Regions from separate parts of the Homo sapiens genome. Here region 1 is linked to region 2. A link is an interaction called in ENCODE POLR2A ChIA-PET data of the cell type or tissue named here. Cell type or tissue: Panc1. All regions are shown on one strand. Links, peaks and the distances in the headings refer to the core of each region. The heading gives the core; the rest is flanking DNA. Region 1 has its middle 31 kb from the start of SORBS2. Region 2 overlaps SORBS2 (sorbin and SH3 domain containing 2).

Region 1 (2,923 bases), core at 137-2,636, 58 kb after region 2:
CGATTGCACTTGCTCGTGTATTAGAGGTGGGTGAGTTCCTGGGCTGGATTGTCAGCGTTTCAATACCTTTCTTCCCTTCTATACTCTCCTCTGTATTGAAGGTGCCAGAGCCCCAGATTATTCACTTACTAGCCAGCAGGATCTCATGTTAGGTTCCTCCCATGGAGGTCCCCAAGAAAGATGCGGAAGACAGAAGAAAAGGAAACTTATTATTTTGCAGCAACAGTGAGTAGGTGCATGGGTTTTGGCAGATGGCAAATGAGGTTTTGCCAGGAGCTTCTGCACAATCTCCTGAGAATCTCTGGTGCTGTAAACAGGTGAGACCTTTGGTAAAAGTCCCTCAGAATTCCTGCAATTTGTTTCCCGAAAGACTAGCAGTGGCTTCTCTGACTTTTGCTTCTTTAAGGCTTTTAATTGATTCTATAATTTCCCAGTTCTCTGTACTAAATTCTTTCTTGCTTAAAATATCTACAGTGCTTTCTATTTTACTGACCAAACACTGTTGGAATCAACTGATACCCAGGTTTCTGGCTTAGGTGACCAGGTGGACGGTGAATTAGAAAATTAATTCATTCATTCAGCATTCATGATTTACTGAACATCTACTCCGTGCTCAGGGAGTGCTATAGGCACCAGACACAGGGACTCCTATCAAAATGACCAATGCTCCTGCCCTCAAGGAGCTTATCTCCTAGAAGGAGAAATAAGTGATATAAGAAACTAATAATTAAATAATGTCATTTCAGATGATAATGTTAGGAATAAAATGACAGAAGACCATATGAAAGACGATGTGTAGGTGGTAGAGTGGTCCTCTTAGACTGAATAGAGAAAATCTTACTAAGGAGGCCACATGTGAGCCTAAATGACCTAAGTGTCCAAAAAGCTCTAGTCATGTAAAGATCTACTTTTGGTTTAAAGTGAGAACAAACTTGGTTGGCTCAAGAAAGAGACTGGAGGTCCATGTGACTAGAGCAGAGTGGACAAGAAGGAAAGTGTCAGAAGATGAGACCTGAGAGTTAACTAAAAGTCAGAGCATGCAGGCCTTCTTAGCCATGGTAAGGAGTTACCTACCTGATCTCATGACCTTACTGTAAACCTACAGTGTTGAAGACTGGACACCCCATGAAAGTTATATCGTACATTAAAAGGTACACTGGGGCTAAGGGGCAACTTGATCAGATTTGTGTTGAAAAATAGTCACTAGAGAAACCAGCCCATGGAAGCAAACAGAGAAGGTAGGAGTGATGGAGTAAATATTAAAAATATTAAATTTGGCCGGGTGCAGTGGCCCATGCCTGTAATCCCAGCACTCTGGGAGGCCAAGGTAGGCGGATCATGAGTTCAGGAGATCGAGACCATTTTGGCCAACATGGTGAAACCCTGTCTCTACTAAAATACAAAAAATTAGCCAGGCATGGTAGTATATGCCTGTAGTACCAGCTACTCAGGAGGCTGAGGCAAGGGAATCGCTTGGGCCCAGGAGGCGGAGGTTGCAGTGAGCCAAGATCACACCACTGTACTCCAGCCTGGCGACAGAGAAAGACTGTCTAAAAAAAAAAAAAAAAAAATTAAATTTAACATGCTTCTAGGACAGGCAGCTGGCAGGCAATTAGATAAATAAGACTGCTGGAGAAGGTCTGGGACTGAATATGGAATTAGGAGTCCGTACATGGGTGACACTGGGTACACCATGAGTATATGCAATAACACAGGGAGTGTGGGTAGAAAGAACAGAGCACTGAGTTATGGAAGACTTTGTAGAACAACTACCCTGAAAGGCAGCTGCAGGAAAAGGCCCCCACAAAAGGAGGATGATTCAATGGGAATCCGGAGAGTGTGGGGTCACAAAAGTCTAGGTAGTTTCACTAAGAGAAAGCAAAACAGCAGTTAACACAGGACTGAGATTGGGAACAAGGAAAAGGTATCCACTTTCACCATTCCTATTCATTATTGTATTGGAGGTTCTAGCTGTAGCAATTAGATTTAAAAAACCCAGGATATATATAGAATAAAAGAGAAATAAAACGGTTTTTATTCATAGATGACAAAATTGTCTACATAGAAAATCTCAAAGATATGCAAACAAGCTACTAGAATTAATAAAGGAGCTTAACAAGATTGCAGGATATAAGTAAATATAGAAAAATCAATAATTCCATATGGTAGAAATAAACAATAGAAAATGAAGATTAATAAGCAATACCATTTGCAGTAGCACTGAAAAAATACTTAGAAATAAATCTAACAAGATACATGTAAGCTTTGTATGCTGAAAACTATAAATTATTAGTTATAACTATAAATTATTAATGAAACTAAGTAAGACCTGAAAGATGGAGAGATATATCATGTTCATGGATGAGAAAACTCAGTTGTGTTAAGATATCCATTCTCTCCAAATAGATCTTAGATTCAGTGCAATAAATCCCAATTAAAATTCAATTTCCATCAAAATCCCAGCAAGCTATTTTTTGAAATGGGAAATTTTATTCTAAATTTGTATGAAAAATCAAAGAAAGTAGAATAGCCTAAGCAATGTTGAGAAAGAAGACAAAGTTGGAGGCCTTACCTACCTGATTTCATGACCTCACTGTAAACCTACAGTGTTGAAGACTGTACACTCTATGAGTATATGAGATAACACATCCCTTCCTTGGAGGAAGGCAGTTCACATAGATCAGTGGGAGAGAACAGAACCCACACCTTCAACACAAGTGCTAAGGCAATTCAATGGAGAAAGGACAGTCTTGCTAAACAAAGACTGGAACCATATGTGTAAAAATGAACACTGATAAATACACTGGACCCTATACAAAAAGATTAACTTGGAATGGGTCATAGAGCTAAATGTAAAACTCAAAACTATAAAGCTAACAACAGAAAGACAAAGAACCCAATTCAAAAATGGGCAAAGGGCTCA
Region 2 (2,923 bases), core at 225-2,724:
GTAGACTGGTCTCCAGTGGCAGGCATGAGAGGGAATATCCTGCCCGCAGTGATGGACATTTTGGTTTCAGGCAGAGAGGCAGGAAGCTGCCCTCTGAATCAGAGTAAATGCTCACATTTTGACCTTCTAGCAAGGGCCCTCTTTTTCTTGGCAAGAATTCCTTCGAGGATCATTTTCAGTTTGAGGTTCTGTCTGATGTTTTATTTTACAATTAAGTCACTATTCCCATATTCATTACTCTGTAAAATAAGTCAAGTAGGTAAGAGGTGTGGTAGACACTTCCTTCTGCCTCCTGAGGATCCATTTTGCAGCCTTCCTCACTACAGAATCCTGACAGTACGGCCAGTTAACAACTGACCTGCCTGGATTCCTTGCAGTTTCTGACCAATAAGCTAAAGGCAAGGCATCCTGTTGAAAATTTCATATGCACAGTAACGACACTAACCTCCCGAGAAGAGGGCTTCCTTGTCCTTTTCTTTCTTTTTTGAGACGGAGTCTGGATCTGTCGCCCAGGCTAGAGTGCAGTGACGGGATCTCAGCTCACTGCAAGCTCTGCCTCCCGGGTTCACACCATTCTCCTGCCTCAGCCTCCCGAGTAGCTGGGACTACAGGCACCTGCCACCACTCCCGGCTAATTTTTTGTATTTTAGTAGAGACGGCATTTCACTATGTTGGCCAGGATGGTCTCGATCTCCTGACCTCGTGATCCGCCCACCTCGGCCTCCCAAAGTGCTGGGATTACAAGCGTGAGCCACCGCGCCAGGCTGTCCTTTTCTTTCTAACCTTGTTCTGCTCCTCTTTTTGTAGACTGAAATGCAGATGTCATTCTGTGGGGGTGCATGCTAACAGAGAGATGATACAGCGATGGAGAGAGGATAGAGAGGAACCTACTCTGGGCTACCTGTCCGTGGGATTTCTTGTTATTTGAGGCAAACCCAACCTGGTGAAATGACTGTATTGAGGTCATCTGTTCCATGAAAGCTAGAAACAGAAACAAAACAATCATCTAAAAACAACCTTCCTTACATTAGACCGGCTGAACGACAGCAATAAACTATTAGGCCTGCCATTAAGATATTAGTTAAAAAATACTTCCAGAAGTTTTGAAAGAACTTCTGGGCATCAACAACGAATGCTTACAACAGTTGTGGCATTAAGTCTCCGGCCCATTATCATTTCCTAATGGAGCAAAATCTGCCATGAAAAATGAGCCGACATGCCTAACGCCCCGGGAGCTGCATCATTTGAATATTTTTGACTCTAAATATAGTGAAGTAGTTGGCTCTTTTTTCTAAAACTACAATTTACTGATCAGTGATATCAAGAGAAATAAGAACACAGCAGTGATCAACAGGAAACACAAAACAGGAACGCATTGTTTATTCTGTTCTCGGTGGACACTGCCAGATCATTGTTCAGAGAGCTTTCAACAGGGTTGCTTCGATGGAGTTTAGGGAGTTTTTAAATCTAAATTGAAGATGAAATGTGTCCTCGGGACAGAAAAAGCAATTTTGAAAAGGTTATTCAAGGCCATAAGGTATTGACTTTGAGCGTTTAAAAAAAAAAACAAAAAACCTGTAAGAATCTTACTGTGGTTTCTTAAAATGGTGAATGCTGTCAGTCATAATGGAGGGGAAGGTAGGTTTGATTAGGCGGCCGGTGAATTTTCAGAGTTAAACAAAGTTAAAAATACACAGGCAACATGAAAATTGTTCTAAGCGTTCCTGTGTCATGGTTTCTGATTAAGTATCATGAATGGAAGAAATGAATATAAATCATAACGATTCCGTTTTATAACAGACAGTCTCGTGTAAATATTTTGTCTTTCTAGTCACATGTGCCAAGAGCTGTGTGAGAGTGTAATGATGGAGAGCGTGGTCTGTACTTACCCGCCACCATCAAACCCAACTCTATTACTGCCAGCTTCTGTGGCTGCTACAATCTTCTTGGGCTTCAGTTCTCTTACCCACCAAATAGGCACTGTGTGGCCCTTGACTCATAATTGTTGTGAGGCTTAAATGAGTTAACACATGCAAAGCTCTTAAACAACAGCAACTCACAGGAGGCCCTCCCCACGTGTTGGCTGAGGCTGTTTCCATCATCATCTTAAGAGCATGGGCTTGGAGAATCAAGAGTTCTGAGTTAAGTTTCTGGTACTTCCTCGAATTAGCTCCCTGGTTTGGGCATAATCGTTGAGCCTCATTTTCCTCATCTGAGCAATGGGAATATCGTTCATTACCTTAAAGCATTAAGAAGAGGGGTGAAGAATATAATGCTGGAAAACCACACCTGGCACACTGGAATCATTAGATACCATTTTGTTTACATTACACGGAAAAAAATTATTTGCAAATTGATCTTCAAAAATATAGAGACTTTTACTTTGCTGTTGGGGAAAATGAAATGGATTGGGCACACCTAGATATTGAATTTAATTTCCTTATCATTTATTTCAGATAGCTCACATTCAAAGTTTTATGTTTTGGGTTTTTTTTTCTATTTTAATTTTAAACAAGAATACATGGGACTGTCAAACAACTGGATTAAGAAAATCCCCATATCTGAGCTAATCACTTTGTCCTATGATTGACATAACAGTCTCCTTCGAGCAACAGCATTACCACTGCTTCATTTAGTAAGTAGAGAAGGCTAAAGAGGAAAGGTAGTGGCGTTAAAAGAAATGACCTGGAAGAAATAGAGAAGAATGGACTTTGTAAGGCCCTGTGAGAGTCTATCATTCCTCTAGCAGGGGGAGGAGCAGAGTTATAATCCTATCTACCTTGTTACAAACAAATACACACTAACTTAACATTGATTGACTATGGTTATAATGAATGGTAATTGAAGAAGTATCCCTCTATCACAGCAGTGATTACATTCCAAGGAAAGAACTGAGGGTTTGGAACCAGGCACAGCTGATCTC

Evidence for each region. Peaks named below come from ENCODE experiments on the same cell type or tissue, not always from the same donor. Only the 100,000 strongest peaks of a DNase experiment are listed, where the experiment ranks them.
Region 1: POLR2A ChIA-PET joins it to region 2 with 6 read pairs; 4 of 35 experiments call an interaction of 5 or more read pairs at or near these places.

What each region holds. Positions count from the first base shown.
Region 1 is chr4:185,841,379-185,844,301 of GRCh38, forward strand. It overlaps a transcript of SORBS2 not described here. Among named protein-coding and RNA genes, the nearest start is that of SORBS2, 31 kb to the left of the region's middle. In Panc1, for the core only: no CTCF peak of the experiment used is centred there; no DNase peak of the experiment used is centred there; H3K27ac peaks cover 1,284 bases.
Region 2 is chr4:185,783,664-185,786,586 of GRCh38, forward strand. The region is part of intron 1 of SORBS2 (sorbin and SH3 domain containing 2); the gene reads right to left. Among named protein-coding and RNA genes, the nearest start is that of SORBS2, 27 kb to the right of the region's middle. In Panc1, for the core only: no CTCF peak of the experiment used is centred there; no DNase peak of the experiment used is centred there.